Regions from separate parts of the Homo sapiens genome. Here region 1 is linked to region 2. A link is a contact called in ENCODE Hi-C data. All regions are on one chromosome and are shown on one strand. Each heading gives the region's core, a stretch centred on a gene start or an enhancer-like site at or near the end of the contact. The rest is flanking DNA. Distances are from core to core; before and after follow the strand shown. Region 1 overlaps APP (amyloid beta precursor protein). Region 2 holds the start of MRPL39 (mitochondrial ribosomal protein L39).

Region 1 (7,017 bases), core at 1,721-4,220, 460 kb after region 2:
ATACTCAGAAAGCCATGTGCGAGGGAGGCTATAATCAAGACAGGAAGAGGCATTTTCACAGATAACTTCTTAACGGGGTTGTAGACTGTCACTCTCACGCCCCTCACTTGTTCTTTCCAACCTATTACCATCTGGCCTTGCTCCAACAATCTGCAACTCTTCTTTCAAGGTCAAGAACAACAAATGCCATCAGTCTCTTCTCAGCCCTCCAGTTCTCTGACTACTCTGCCACATTCTCTTTTTTTTTTTTTTTTTAAAGAGACGGGGATACCCTCTGTCAACCAGGCTGGAGTGCAGTGCTGTGATCATAGCTCACTGCAGCCTCCTGGGCTCAGACAACCTTCCTGTCTCAGCCTTCCAAGTAGCCGGGACTACCGGCACATGCCAACATGCCTGGCTAATTTTTTTTTTAATTATTTTTTGTAGAGACAGGGGTCTCGCCACGTTGCCCAAGCTGATCTCAAACTCCTGGCCTCAAGCAACTCTCCTAGCTTCAGCCTCCCAATTTGCTGGGATTCTAGGCATGGGCCACTGAACTTGGCCCACTTTTCTTCTTTAAATTCAATCTTCTCCAGTTTCCACCAATCTATCTCAAGCCAATCATTCTTTCCCTCTCATTGGCTCCTCTTTTCATAATTCTGATTATAAAGTAAGGCTCTGTCTTCTACTCTTCTTGCTTTCTCACTCAGACATATCATCCATGCCTAAGGGTCAACAGCCTCCTCCACTCTTTCAATTCTGACCTTTCACTTAGCATTCCCAGTCGCTTGCTGCATGCTTCCAATTGCAGGGTATTAATTACTTTTAGCAAATGTACTAGAATCAAGTGCCCAACTGATTATCAAATTCCGGAAGTGTACCCAAAGGACAATGACTAATTCCTCATTGGGTCAAAGTCTTTCCTATGTGGAAGCAAGAGAAAGGAACAGAACTAACACTGAACATTGTGAGGAGCCCAAAACATGACTCCTGCTGAACACATTCTATTTGGTTGTAGAACCCAACCAATATAGGCCCCGTTGATCGATTTCCCCACAACAAGAGGAGGTCATAAAAATCATGCTTCCACTTTCTCAATAGATACTTATCGCTCATGAATGTCTGTGAATCAGAAGACCATGGGACTATAACTCTACTCCACTCAAACTCTCCATACTCCCAAAGCTGGACCTCATGGTCCTCAGATCATGTAATACTCAGACACAGCACTCCAGTAAACCACTTTCTGGCCAGAAACTCATCCTTCCCATAGTTCCTCTCCCTTCCATCCACTACAGCTTGTTCATCATGATCCTGAGGTCCTGGATGCTGCAGCACTCTCTGCAGTTATCAGGGGAGGCTTCACTGCCTTCAGTTCATTTCCCTGCCAGCCTGGTCTAGGACCCTCAGCACACACACTCATCACTGCACATATCACCAACGACCACCCACATGCTTTTGATGCCCAGGCTCATTTGGTCCAGCCTATTTCTCTCCTAAGTGTGAGACTCAATAAATACACAACCACCCCACTGTGCTCTTCAAGAGCTTATTAACTGCCTCTTTTAGATTCTCCTGGGTATAGTCCAGACTTAAAATGCCTCACTTTGGGAGACAATGTAATTTAACCATTGGAGGAACAAATGTTGGTCTATATATTTCAGGCATTTTCCAAATAAAAACCTCCAAGAAAAAGCAAACTTGTATCTTAAAAGATGCAGAACTATTTAGGGCAAAAAGTACACAGAGAATGAGAAAGAAAAAAGATGTCACTGCATTTAACAAAAGAGTTAACAATATTGTTAACAATAACAAGAGTTAGCCATGAAGTAATTAGGATATAGTACTTGAAACTGGCACCACCTTTTACCAGGCATTACAATATTGCTATGAGTTCACAAAGCTCTGTTAGAGCAGAGGAAAAAGAAGGATTTGAATTCTGTCACTGTACTAGCAACACCACCTAGGGATGAGGAAGACAATATCTAATAGAATAACAAATAAAGTAAGTATACATGATTCATCAAGCTCTTCAATAAAAATGTATTTTAGAATTTATCAACATCCCTTTTGAATCATGTTTCAAAAATCACACAATCTGTTCAAACACGGATAGACCCCCAGATAAATCAGAATCTCTCTCTCTGTTACCACGCCTCTGTGGACTTAGAAATCACCACTTAGATTTGTAAACAAGGCTTAGTTTCATTATTGTAAATCAATTTGGCAGGACTTATCACTCCACAGAGAGCTGAAATAATTGAATTTCTGGACTTCTAAGGAAGAAGGTTTAAGTACATTAAGGCTTCCAAAAGGAAGATCACCAACTCTTCTTTAGCAGAAAATGCCCCTGGAGAATTTTGAACCATTTCTTGATCTAGTGGCAACTGGATGTTATCAGTGGCAACTAAGGTATCTGTCTACACCTGCTGAGGCTCACAAGTAAAAACTAAAAAGTACTGTGAATCTCTGTGATAATGGAGCGTAAAGCTACCACTTAAGTCTTTATTACTAGTAAGTAACGGATTTTAAGAAAAAAAGAGATACTCAAATCTATCTATAGATAACCAAAAAACCAAACAAAACACCCAGAAAAATCTAAGGTTGAAGAACATATATAATTTGAGACTTTTGAAACAAAACACCCAGAAAAATCTAAGGTTGAAGAACATGTATAATTTGAGACTTCTGATCAGAGCCTTCCTCAATAATGTAAGTTTAAAAACTATTACCAAAGTGACAAGATCCCATGTCAGATAGCAGAATGAGAACAAGGCTACTCTTCAACTTAGTCATCCTCTTTTATCACTACAACTTCAATCATAGATGTAAATGGAAATTTCTGCTTCCTTTGCTACTTTTCTGCTTGACTGAATTTTATAATGAAAAACGTCTGTTCCTTCCAGGCAGAGCACGAGTGTCATTCAAATTGTACACACCAGGCAAAGAGTGAATGCATTTGTTTAGATGCAAAAATCATTTAAATATGTGTCATTATAGGCTGCAGCACATTTGCGGATTCGGCAGTTTAAAATTCTCTTAAGCAATAAAGCAAGGCATCAAATGAAAGTGCACTCAGGCTTCAAACATCTTCAGACTATGTTTTCCTGTTTGCACACAGCGAGCCCCGCCTTCCTTTCCTGACCCCACTCAAACAGAAAGCAGTGGAACCATGCCCTAGCCCATCCTATTACCCCAAACGTCTTCCAGGTCAGCAATCCAAAGTCACGTGAAAGCTCCATCTTCAGTTTCCCTCTCCAGGGAGCAAATATTTTGAAGAGCAAGCATTCCAAGCAAGCAGAAACTCAGCCTTTAAATCAAACTAAGCTTAAAAGTAAGGTCCTGCCGCACACAGAAGGCAACAGAAAAGTGTCTGAAGAGATAGCTCCCATTTTATATTTAACATTTAGAAATGAGAAAACTGTGTGTGATTAATGCTTATAATTAGAGGGGGTTAACCCTTATTTCAAATAATGTAGTTCCTGTCTTTCATTTAAAATTATAAAGATGACTAAAATGTACATGAAAGGAAAATTACAGTTAGGATCTGCTGTGTTTTAACCCAGAACTGTGGTTTTTTGAAGAAAATGCTGGAAAAGATTCTGATTTGGTAAGAATATCTGGATATGAGAATCTTCTAAGAAAGGTGATTTACCATTTTCAGGCCAAAGGCAGAGAGTTTCTAACAATGATAAAATTAACAGGCTGTAGGATCTTCATTCTCTAAGCTTCAGGTGACCCTTTTAATGACTAAATAAAGTGTGTACTCAAGGTCACCCACGAGGAAGAAAAAGGTCAGTTCCCTCTCTTGAGGGACCCCCTCCCCACTCACGCTATTACACAGCAATTCTAGAGATTCACTTCATTTTTGGTTTATGTTCAAACTGTCTGGATATTTCAGGGCCTTCGCTTTTAAGTTTCCATAATAGGGCAGTTGACTATTTATATAAGTCCCTGGAAAATGTGTATTTTTAACGTCATCTAGAGTAGGCCACCTTTGGGGGAAAACAGCTAATGGGTTAAAAAGCCAACTGGTGTACCAAGTATGTACAAAAGACATCTTTTATAACAGTTCTCACGTGCAAAAGAACATTCATTAAGTATAACAATAAATAACAGGCAATATGTGCATTTTTCCAGACCCTAAGCACTTGATAAAGCCATATTGTCATTTTACACTCATTTTTAGTAGCTGTTTAATTGGTATTCCTGTATAGGACAGTTTTGTAGGTTTCCGGATTATTTCACATTCTCTTCTTCCTAGTTATAAATTTTGGTACAACTGTAAGCTCTCCTCACACTGTAATAATTACATTGCTGAGACCACATCTGTTTTTTTAAAAAAGATATTTTGCAAAAAATATATTTAAGTTGAAGTATCTGAAATACTTTTCAACGTCAAACTTTGAGAGGATTATGCTTAATTATATATCTTCACATCTTTAAATTGTTAAAAATGAATGCATAAATATTTCCTAGGGATTTATGCTTGATTCATTTGATTCTTACATACTAGTTGTTATTTACCGGCAGAGAAAGCAAAAGCAAAAAAAAAGAAAGCAAAAACAACAAAAATAGTTGATTCTGGTGCTAGTCCAGAATCAGGTTGATTTCTGCATCAATAGCAGGGTTTCTACATTAAATTCATTCAAATTTAATTAGTTCTCTGCATAAAATCAAGGGTCTAGGAGAATTTAATAAAAGCTGAAAACAATCCTATCCTTTGCCTGAAACAGATTTTTATCCCAAATGGTACTCAGCAATAAGCCAACAGAGAAAAATGGAATAACAGACATATGCCATGTTCACGAGTTCTCTGTTTAACCTAAGAAGTCTGAATTTGCCATTTTTTGATAAGGAACTGGTGTACATCTTAGAAGAAATATTCCATTGAGTCTGAATTCTTGGTGGAGCACCCGCAGAAAGAGAACCAGTAAATAGTATGTATGAGGCCTGGCCTGGACATAATGACTCAGGAATCATCAATGCAGGCCTCTGAAAAACCACTGCACTTATGAGATCTCCTAGCAAGTATGTGTTGTGTGAGAAAATGGACAACCCCAGGGTACTCCTATTAAACACTGATATTTAGAATTTCTGAATTCTGATTCTAAATATTTTGCAATATTTGGAATTTCTGAATCCTAAATATTGCAAAAGGTGGCGCGGGGAGGACGGGGAAGGGAGCCTGAAAGGAAAATGGAGGACAGCAGAAAGAAAATCAGAAGCAGCAGAATGACATCAGTGTGGGGAGAATGCACCCATCAACCGATGCCACTGAGAGACTGTGGAGGACACAACAGTGCCCAGTGAGTCCGACAACCAGAATGATAGCAAAGAGCTCATTCCCTGGAGCTCAAGGAACAGATGCCTGATAACAGGTGACTGTGGAGGGAACTGGAGGTTACGAAGATCACACAGGAACTTCTGACTACCATATAAAGAAGCATATCTGTGAAGAGACAGAGCGAGGGTGGAAGTTAAAGGAATACACAGAGTTGAATGACTGGAGTGAGGGATCAGGGAGCTCTAAAGAAGAGGAAAAATATGAGAAGGCTAAATACTATTGAGATGTGAAATTAAATACAGGGTCAGTAGGCCAAGGGTCTTTATGAAGTCAAAGATCAGATACAATGAGAGTAAAGGACCTACTGAAGAAGCTGTGTGCACAGATGCCCAGGAATTCAGACTCACCTAAGAATTTAGAACAAAGGTGGAAAAAGAAAACTAAGCTCAAATTATTTAAATAGTACAACAGGGTAACTTCTTGACATACTGAACATGAGCCTATTCATGTTAAATATGCTTGGAGAATATCATTAGTCCATGGCTTACAATCAATTCTAAGCTTTCAAGAAAGCAAGAGCTACAGGACCTATTCATAAAAATATAGCAACATTGGGAAACTAATTATCTTCCCAGCTGATAAAGATACCATCCAATAAATAGGGGGATCTTCAGTGACATCCAAACCTTCAAAAAATATATTTTAAAATGTTATACCACGTTCTCGGAAGGTAGTTAACACTAAAAAAGATTTGGGGGAACTGAAGCTGAGTAATATTCTTGAAAATACAGGTACCTAATCAATAAATAAAGAGAATGCCCCCCAAATTTTTCATGGCATGAAAATACTTAAAGGTTTAAGAGGGGAGTACCTACATCTATTAATACACCAAACACCTACTGAAACGCCACATTCATGTAATCACTTAATAAAGACATTAAAATAGGATGACAGGAGTTCATGTTTAGCATTTATAAATAGTATCCTAACCTTTAAGGTACAACATAAGAATCTGAAATTTCTAAAATCTATTATCACTGAATAATATTTAGAAGCAGATTTCTGTGAAAATTAATTCTTAAGGCCAGGCGTGGTGGCTCACGCCTGTAATTCCAGCACTAGGCCGAGGCGGGCAGATCTGTTGAGGTCAGGAGATCGAGACCATCGTGGGCAACATGGTGAAACCCCCTCTCTACTAAAAATACAAAAATTAGCCAGGCATGATGGCGTGTGCCTGTAGTCCTAGCTACTTGGGTGGCTGAGGCAAGAGAATCGCTTGAACCCGGGAGGCGGAGGTTGCAGTGAGCAGAGATTGCGTCACTGCACTCCAGCCTGGGTGACAGAGAGACTGTGTCTCACAAAAAAAAAAAAATCTTTATCATTAGCCTTAAAAACTAAGGACAATGAAACTATTATAAATGAATCTAATGGTATGTTTTATCTCTAAACACAGATGCCTCTGATACACTGACTTTTTACTAGACATGTGTAGGATAGGTTTAACCCTATTTCTGGAGTTGAATGTTCTTTTTATTAAGATCCAAAGACACTTGGTTTCTTCTCTTCTGAGATCCCTATGTTACTTCTTGGTTGTTACATAAAACCTGCTCTTCCTTTGTTGATCAATAAGGAGTAAGTAAAGTAAATGATTTTGCCATAATCTCAGAAATTCTTTTAGGCATGTGAAATTGCTGCTCCACATCTTCTGTCTTTCTAATGTTTGGGCTATTCTTTCTTTTCCCTTTCCTTTT
Region 2 (6,974 bases), core at 2,723-5,222:
AGCAGTGGAAATGGAATCACCCACAATATAGAGAGTGATTAATGAATGTAAGTTGAACAAAGATATGAATATAAAAGACATAGCATACAAAAATACCCACAAATGGATGCCACTGATAAGTTCTGAACTACAAAAGTGCCTAATCTAACAGGTAAAACATTGACTAAAGAGTACGATACAACATTTGAACTTGGCCATATTTTTACATTACACCCCATAGAAAACAGGTCTTAATAAAAAGGTGAAGATACTGGGGAAATAGAAAAAGAATGTAGAGATAGAAATACCTTATTCACTTCTCCTGGATCACAATCTTTGAAAGTAAGAAATTTAATTTCACAGGACTTTGTTAAAGGCTTATACATGTCCCAAGGCTGTCCATCCACCAGAGCCAGAATGGACTTCCTGCAATACCACTCGCTTAAATCTAGAAATTTAAAACAGACTGATTATCTAACAAAATCCAGAGTGAAAAGTTACATGTTTAAGTGCTATATTTAGAAATATAACAATGGAAAGGCAAGATTCTGCAGACTGTCCTTTTTAGAGAAAAAAAGTATATTACGTCTATAATCAATTAAAAAAAAAAACCCTACAAAAATTAGCCAGGTGTGGGGGCACGTGCCTGTAATCCCAGTTATTTGGGAGGCTGAAACAGGAGAATCGCTTGAACCAAGATGGCAGAGGTTGCAGTGAGCCGAGATCACGCCACTGCATTCGAGCCTGGGTGACAGAGCGAGACTCTGTCTCAAAAATAAATAAATAAATAAAATAATACCCAATATACTCAAGGTCTTATTGGTTATTAACAAAATTACCCAAACCATTTACAAAATTTGTTCAGGCTACATCTAGTTTGAAATTAATTTGCTAATTATTAATGAAAAAAGTTACACTTGAATATTCAGAGAGCAGCATCATGGATACATTTGGATAGATACACACACAACTCAAAGTAAAAGGGAAATATATTAATACACACCTACAAAAATCAGTTCTAGATTGGTTTTGGGTCTTGCTCCCAAACCATCTCTTATTTCCATGACATAGATGCTTCAAGTTAAATACAGTAGTTACCATTTTTTAATAATTAATATTAACTCCCGGATAAGCCAATCAGCTCTGGTCTGTTTCATCATCCCAGAATGCAATGCCAACTGTTAATGCCAATTAGATGTTCTGCAATTACACAGCTACTCACAAAAGTAGTCAAACTACAAGGTCTAAATTATCAACCACTACATAAACCCCGTAAAGTCAGGGATCATGTCTACTTTTGCTCACTCATCAGTATATCCAGAGTCTAGCACCAGGCCTGGAATATAGCAGGTGTTCAATAACAGTTTACTGAATGACTGCAAGCATGAATGACAAGAACGTCTCATTGCAGGGGTCATGCTGAGGATGCTTCAGAAGCTTCATCACTACATGTGATGTGTATAAAGCTCCTTAAGGGCCTGAGTTTTGTCTTATCCTCCTCTGTAGTCCTAATGCCTATCATATCGCAGAGGTTCCAGAAATACTTGAAAACCAAATGAGTAAATATTTATAAGTACTAATTCAAATGCCAGAGTGAAGGAAGATTAAGAGTGAGTGTAGACTCTCTAGGCCAGTTTAAGCTGATAACTAAAGTTGTTAATTACTTAAATGGAATGGTTACTGAGTTTTCCAAAAGTTTAAGCAATGCAGCTAGTCATGCCTGTATCTGTTTTGGGGCTTCTTTAATTTAAATATTACCAGTTCTATCAAACGTACTATCAAAACATTTTGATCAAAAATAAAATATAGAAGTTCTTATTCCCTTCATTTCCACACAAAATCACACATGGGGCACAGTTGTCTCCTTTAAGATATACATAAATACTTTTACCCCAATCACATTCACCCCATGCACATTCCCACTCACACATTTACCACATGTACATCTAAATGTCAACAAAAATACAACACAGAGAGAGCCAAGTGGAAAGCAGATGATAGATTAAGTTAGGCTATACAATGAAGAGGGGAGAAAGAAAAAGGCGGCAAAAAAAAGCTGATCATCTGAGGCCATGGCAATCCCTTTACACCAAAATCCTTTCTTGAGACCTGCACGGTGACTCCTCCCACCACATCACAGCCCTAGCTAAAAGGAGCAAGCAAATTCCAGCTACTTGGGAGGCTGAAGCAGGAGGAGAGCTTGAGGTCAGAAGTTCAAGACCAGCCTGGGCACCACAGCCACCCTCTCTCTCAAAAATAAAAATAAATTAGCCAGGTGTGATGGTGGGCACCTGTAGTCCCAGCTACTTCGTAGGCTGAGGCTAGGAGTTTCAGTGAGCTATGATAGTACCACTACACTCCAGCCTGGGAGCAGGGCCAGACCCTCATCTCTAAAATTAAATTAAATTAAAGGAGAAAGCACACTAGTAACAATGCACTCAGGTCTGGTCACCTTCTGCCAGAAAATTATCTAGTACCATAAACAAAGCCAGATTCAAACAAGCGCCAGGCAGGACAATCTGTGCACTACAGTGCCAACCTTGCAATACTCAGAGTACCCTCCAGAACTACAGGGACAGTGAATAGACAATAAGGTGCCAGATAAAGAACCTCTGGGAAGTCCAGGGACTTCTGCGCCCACCACATCTGGCTAATTTATTTCTATTTTTATTTTTTGAGAGACAGGGTGGCTATGGTGCCCAGGCTGGTCTTGAACTTCTGGCCTCAAGCTATCCTCCTGCTTCAGCCTCCCAAGTAGCTGGGATTTGCTTGCTCTTTTTAGCTAGGTCTGTGATGTGGTGGGAGCAGTCACCATGCAGGTCTCAAGAAAGGATTTTGGTATAAAGGGATTGCCATGGCCACAGATGACCAGAAGTAATTACAGCATCCTGTCTCCTGCACCAGTGCTTCCACACAGCTTAAGTAAAAGGGTCAAAACTGTAACCTGATTCTGCTACTTACGCATGGCACAACTGTAGGGAGTTGAAATGTTTTTATTCATCACGAAGACAGTACCGGGGTCAGTTTTCCCAACATGCTTAACTTCTATCTTCTCAGTTCGGGGAGTTAATGATAACTGCCTGGCTTTCTCTTTATTAAAGAGATCATTCCGCATTTCTGTCAATTCTGTCGGTGACAGCTGAGAAGCTGACGATGTTGCTATAAATCCTGTGGAGAAGTTACAATAAATATGAAGACTGAAAAAATGATTAACGTACTGCCAAAAGTGCGCTCAGAGGTAAAATTAAACCAATTTGTAATATTAACAAACACCAGCGGAAGAAACAGAGCTGGCCCAGATACGTGCCTCTACTTTTAAATTTGGCTCTTTCACATCAGATCGCTATTTCCCACCAATTTCCTGTGTCGTGTTTCCAATCAGTGCTTTACAATAAGGGGCAAAAAGTAACCAGGAAACGGAGTCAAAACTGGACTAGAGTCATTGGGAAGGTGAACAAAGTGGTCGGTTTGACAGGGTCTGAAGAAAAACAAGAAAATTTCAGGAAACCAAAGGTCCCACACCGAAACTATCAATATCCAGAATGAGAAATGCTGAGTTTATATCCCAAAGGCCAAATCAGGGAACCTGCCAAGGCAAGTACGAGTATTCCTTGGGAAGACATGGACAGATGTGCACGGAACGTGCGCTGCTTCCCAGAGGCGGGCCCAAGCTCCTCCCGCGGCCTGGCTCCGACCCCTGGCCCCGACCCCTGCCCTTGCCCCTGCCCTCCGCCAGACCCTCGTTCCCATAAATTAGTCCTCCCAAGCTGTGCAAGAGCGACCGCCGCGGAGGGACTAAGAAACCCTCCTCCTTCCTCTGCCCCGCGGGACCTCCCCGGCCCCGCCTCAGACCCAATCTAGACAGACACCACTATCTAGGCCTCGCTCCCTGTCCCTACGGCCTCTGAAACTCACTCCATTTGATCCCGCCACCGGGTGCGACCAGCCAGAGCCGCAGCGCCCGGGAACCCATGGCCAGCGCCTCCATAGCAGCGGTGAGAACCGTCGCGCGCAAGTCCTTCTCCGCCCTCCTCCCCCGGAAACCGAACGCGCACTCGGAGTTCCGCAGGACAGGTCTGTTCCGGACCCAGCACTCAGACTGCTCGCCTCCACCGGGGGGCGTCAGGCCTCGCTGGGGATTCAGTGGCTGAGACCCCGAGACTCGGAGCCGGGGCGCGTTACCTGTGCTCGATACCTGGGCGCGGTCACCTACCCAGAGGTGCAGGGCCCCCAGGGCGGTCGGCCTGCCGCCCACCACGTAGGCTCTGCAGGGAAACAGAGTTCCACAGGCGTCGTTGCCCTCCGCCTTCAGCCCTCCGCGGGTTCGATCCCGGCCACCCAGGTGAAGCGCTTGCTTCCCTAAAAGAATATATGGTTTTCTTGGCGGGGGCGGGGGTGGGGGGGAATGGGGAAGGCGTCTTCTATTTTGTCAGCGATGACATCCTCTAGCGCGTGGCTTAACTTTCAATTGTGCCGGGTAGGTTCTTAGTTCGGCTGGAGTGGGTCTGCACCCCGGTTCTCCCCTTAGCTGTGGTAATAGAGGCCTCGGAACACGTCCCCTTGACTTTGGAGAGGACGTTGTAATTCCTAAGAGCTCTTTACAAATTTTCTAGTTTAGTTTATATAGTATAGGATGTATAGGAGAAGGCATCCCGGGGCAGAATTTTTGTCTCTAGTTCACTGATGTATCCCAAGCGCCCAGAACAGAGCACAGCGCAGTCAGCGCTCAACAGATGTTTCTTGAATGAATGAATGAATGAATGCCCTTGCAGGCAAACTTCAGCTCATTGTCTAATTTTTCTGTCCTACCAGGACGTGAGTGTTATTTGAAGTAAGCACTCTGTAGGTACAGGATGGAAATATTTTCATTTACAGTAGTTTAATTCTGTGGCTTTACTTAAGGGTGTCGAATTCAGCCTTTCCCCCACTCTGTCCTTTGCCTTGCAATTGGAATGCGCCGCCACCAGGTGGAAGTGCCGCCTAAGGTACAAATATGACCCTGCGCCACGATAGATCGACCGTCTCCTTGGCCCAAATGTTACACTCACAACCACTGCGCCAGGAAAGTGTAAGTATCTTCACTTTTTAAAATGGGAAATGTAAGTGACGGAGCTTGGATTTACATCCAGTCTACATTTTACCAGGCTACATTTCATTTAAGATCCTAATTCAAACCACGAAATGTACATATATACATATAGTGTTGGAGGGCGGGTGTATCTTTTGCTTCCTCAAATTTGCATACAGTTCCCATGAAAGCTGTCTGTTTCATCGGCCTTTTAGAGCCTGTACCCATTTAACCTTACCTAGAAACACTCTAGTGCCCTTAGAACATCTTAGAGCCACATTTAAGCAAAGCCTCTGAACATAAACTTAAGCAAGTTTGATCACAAACCCATTGGAGGCAGGTAATTGGAGTTCACCGGTATGAGAAATTAACCTAGTTGAAAGGTTGTCACTAGTGATAATGGCCAAAAAATACTATGTGCCAATCATAGGGCTTGGTTTATTAATTTTCACAACCTACCTGAGCAATTGGCATAATAATCTTCATATTCCAGGAAAAGAAATTCAGGTTTTAAGAGCTTGAGAGACATACCCGAGGTAAATCTTTGGCCAAGAATTCCCCCCAAATATTTTCTTACTCTGAATCTTCTTTATCTTGCCTTCTTTATCAACCAGCTCCCCAAATCTTAGTCTCACTCTGTCAATGTCTCTGCCAAATAAAAAGTATCAAGTCTGTAACAGTAAATATCTAAGATAAGCCTGGATCATTACTGTGCCAGAAAGCCTACAACTAACTATAAAATACAGACAAACAGAAACATGTTAAAAAGGACGGCGGACCAAGCTCGAAGGTCCTCCCGCTGTCCAAATTTGGGAGAGTTTGCATAACAAAAAGAATAATGCTGAAATATTATGACATGTATATTAAAAATTCATGAATCCGTAATGACACTCAAGAATAAATCAGTGTAGAAAGAGTGAAGAGAGTTTTCTGTACAAAAGAATGCCAGATAATAAAAGTCATAGGAATAATAGAATAGGGAAAATCACCATTCTGCATCTACCAATGTAACCATTGGTACAGGAAGGGATCGTCAATAGATGCTAAAATCAGTAGAGAAAGTTTGTTGAGGATCAGGGATATAGTCACATAGTCTCTAAGTATCACCTCACATATTACTGACAAAATACAAATGGATAAGTGAAACTTTTCAATGGAGAAATCTGGTGGATATCATCATCAAGTGGTCAAACTTATCATCACCCAAAATGAGACAATCTGACATTATTTGTGCTTCTTGGTTGTGATATAAACAATATTATCTATGGAGTATTCCTAACATAAATATTTAACCTGAATCTAAAGAATTATGAGGAAATCAGGTATATCCAAAAAGTGATATATTCTACAAAACAACTGACCTAAACTCTTCAAAAATGTAAGTTTTATGAAAGATGAACCCCCAAATAGTTAATAAACTGTCCTAAATTAAAGGAGACTAAAGAAATATACAGTTATTATCAATGCATGATCCTCGCTAGGTTTTGGATCAGGAAAAAAAATTTACAAAGAATGTTATTGTGACAGAGAAACTTGAACTGTATACTAAATAATATTATATCAATGTTATACTTCTTGGATACAATAATAGTGTCATGGTCATATAGGAAATAATCCTTATTCTTAAGATATATATATTAAAATATTTAGGAACCAAATATCACTATGCCTATAACAAACTCCCAAATGTTTCAGCAAAAACAGGGAGCTCTAATATTGAGGGAGGGAACAAGACAAATTTAGCAAATGTGGCAAAATGTTAACAATTAGAGAATCTAAGTGAGGATTTTAGTTGAACTACTCCTTCAACTTTATTCTGAAATGTTTCAACATCAAAACTTTGGAGAATAACTTCAGTGGTTTTCAACCATGAAAGTTTATTTTGCTTATGTTGGCTGTCAGTGATGGCAGCTACCAGCCAATTGCG

The links. Hi-C counts contacts between places; a loop is a spot of excess contacts on that map. Pooled maps may share reads with other maps.
Region 1: a loop to region 2 is called in a pooled map, with 6 times the contacts of the local background. The contact joins the enhancer-like site here to the promoter of MRPL39 in region 2. A Hi-C loop is called at or near these places in 7 of 50 pooled maps.

Annotation. Positions count from the first base shown.
Region 1 is chr21:26,068,126-26,075,142 of GRCh38, forward strand. The region is part of intron 3 of APP (amyloid beta precursor protein); the gene reads right to left. Among named protein-coding and RNA genes, the nearest start is that of APP, 99 kb to the right of the region's middle. Within about 2 kb of position 2,971, at least 8 of the 41 ENCODE cell types and tissues checked have a DNase peak (open chromatin) inside an H3K27ac peak, as active enhancers do.
Region 2 is chr21:25,603,509-25,610,482 of GRCh38, forward strand. It overlaps MRPL39 (mitochondrial ribosomal protein L39), which reads right to left and starts at 3,973. Exons shown (of 10, transcript NM_017446.4): 1 at 3,895-3,973; 2 at 2,941-3,147; 3 at 288-427. The coding sequence starts at 3,967. RefSeq lists an enhancer at 3,918-4,037 and a silencer at 5,018-5,077.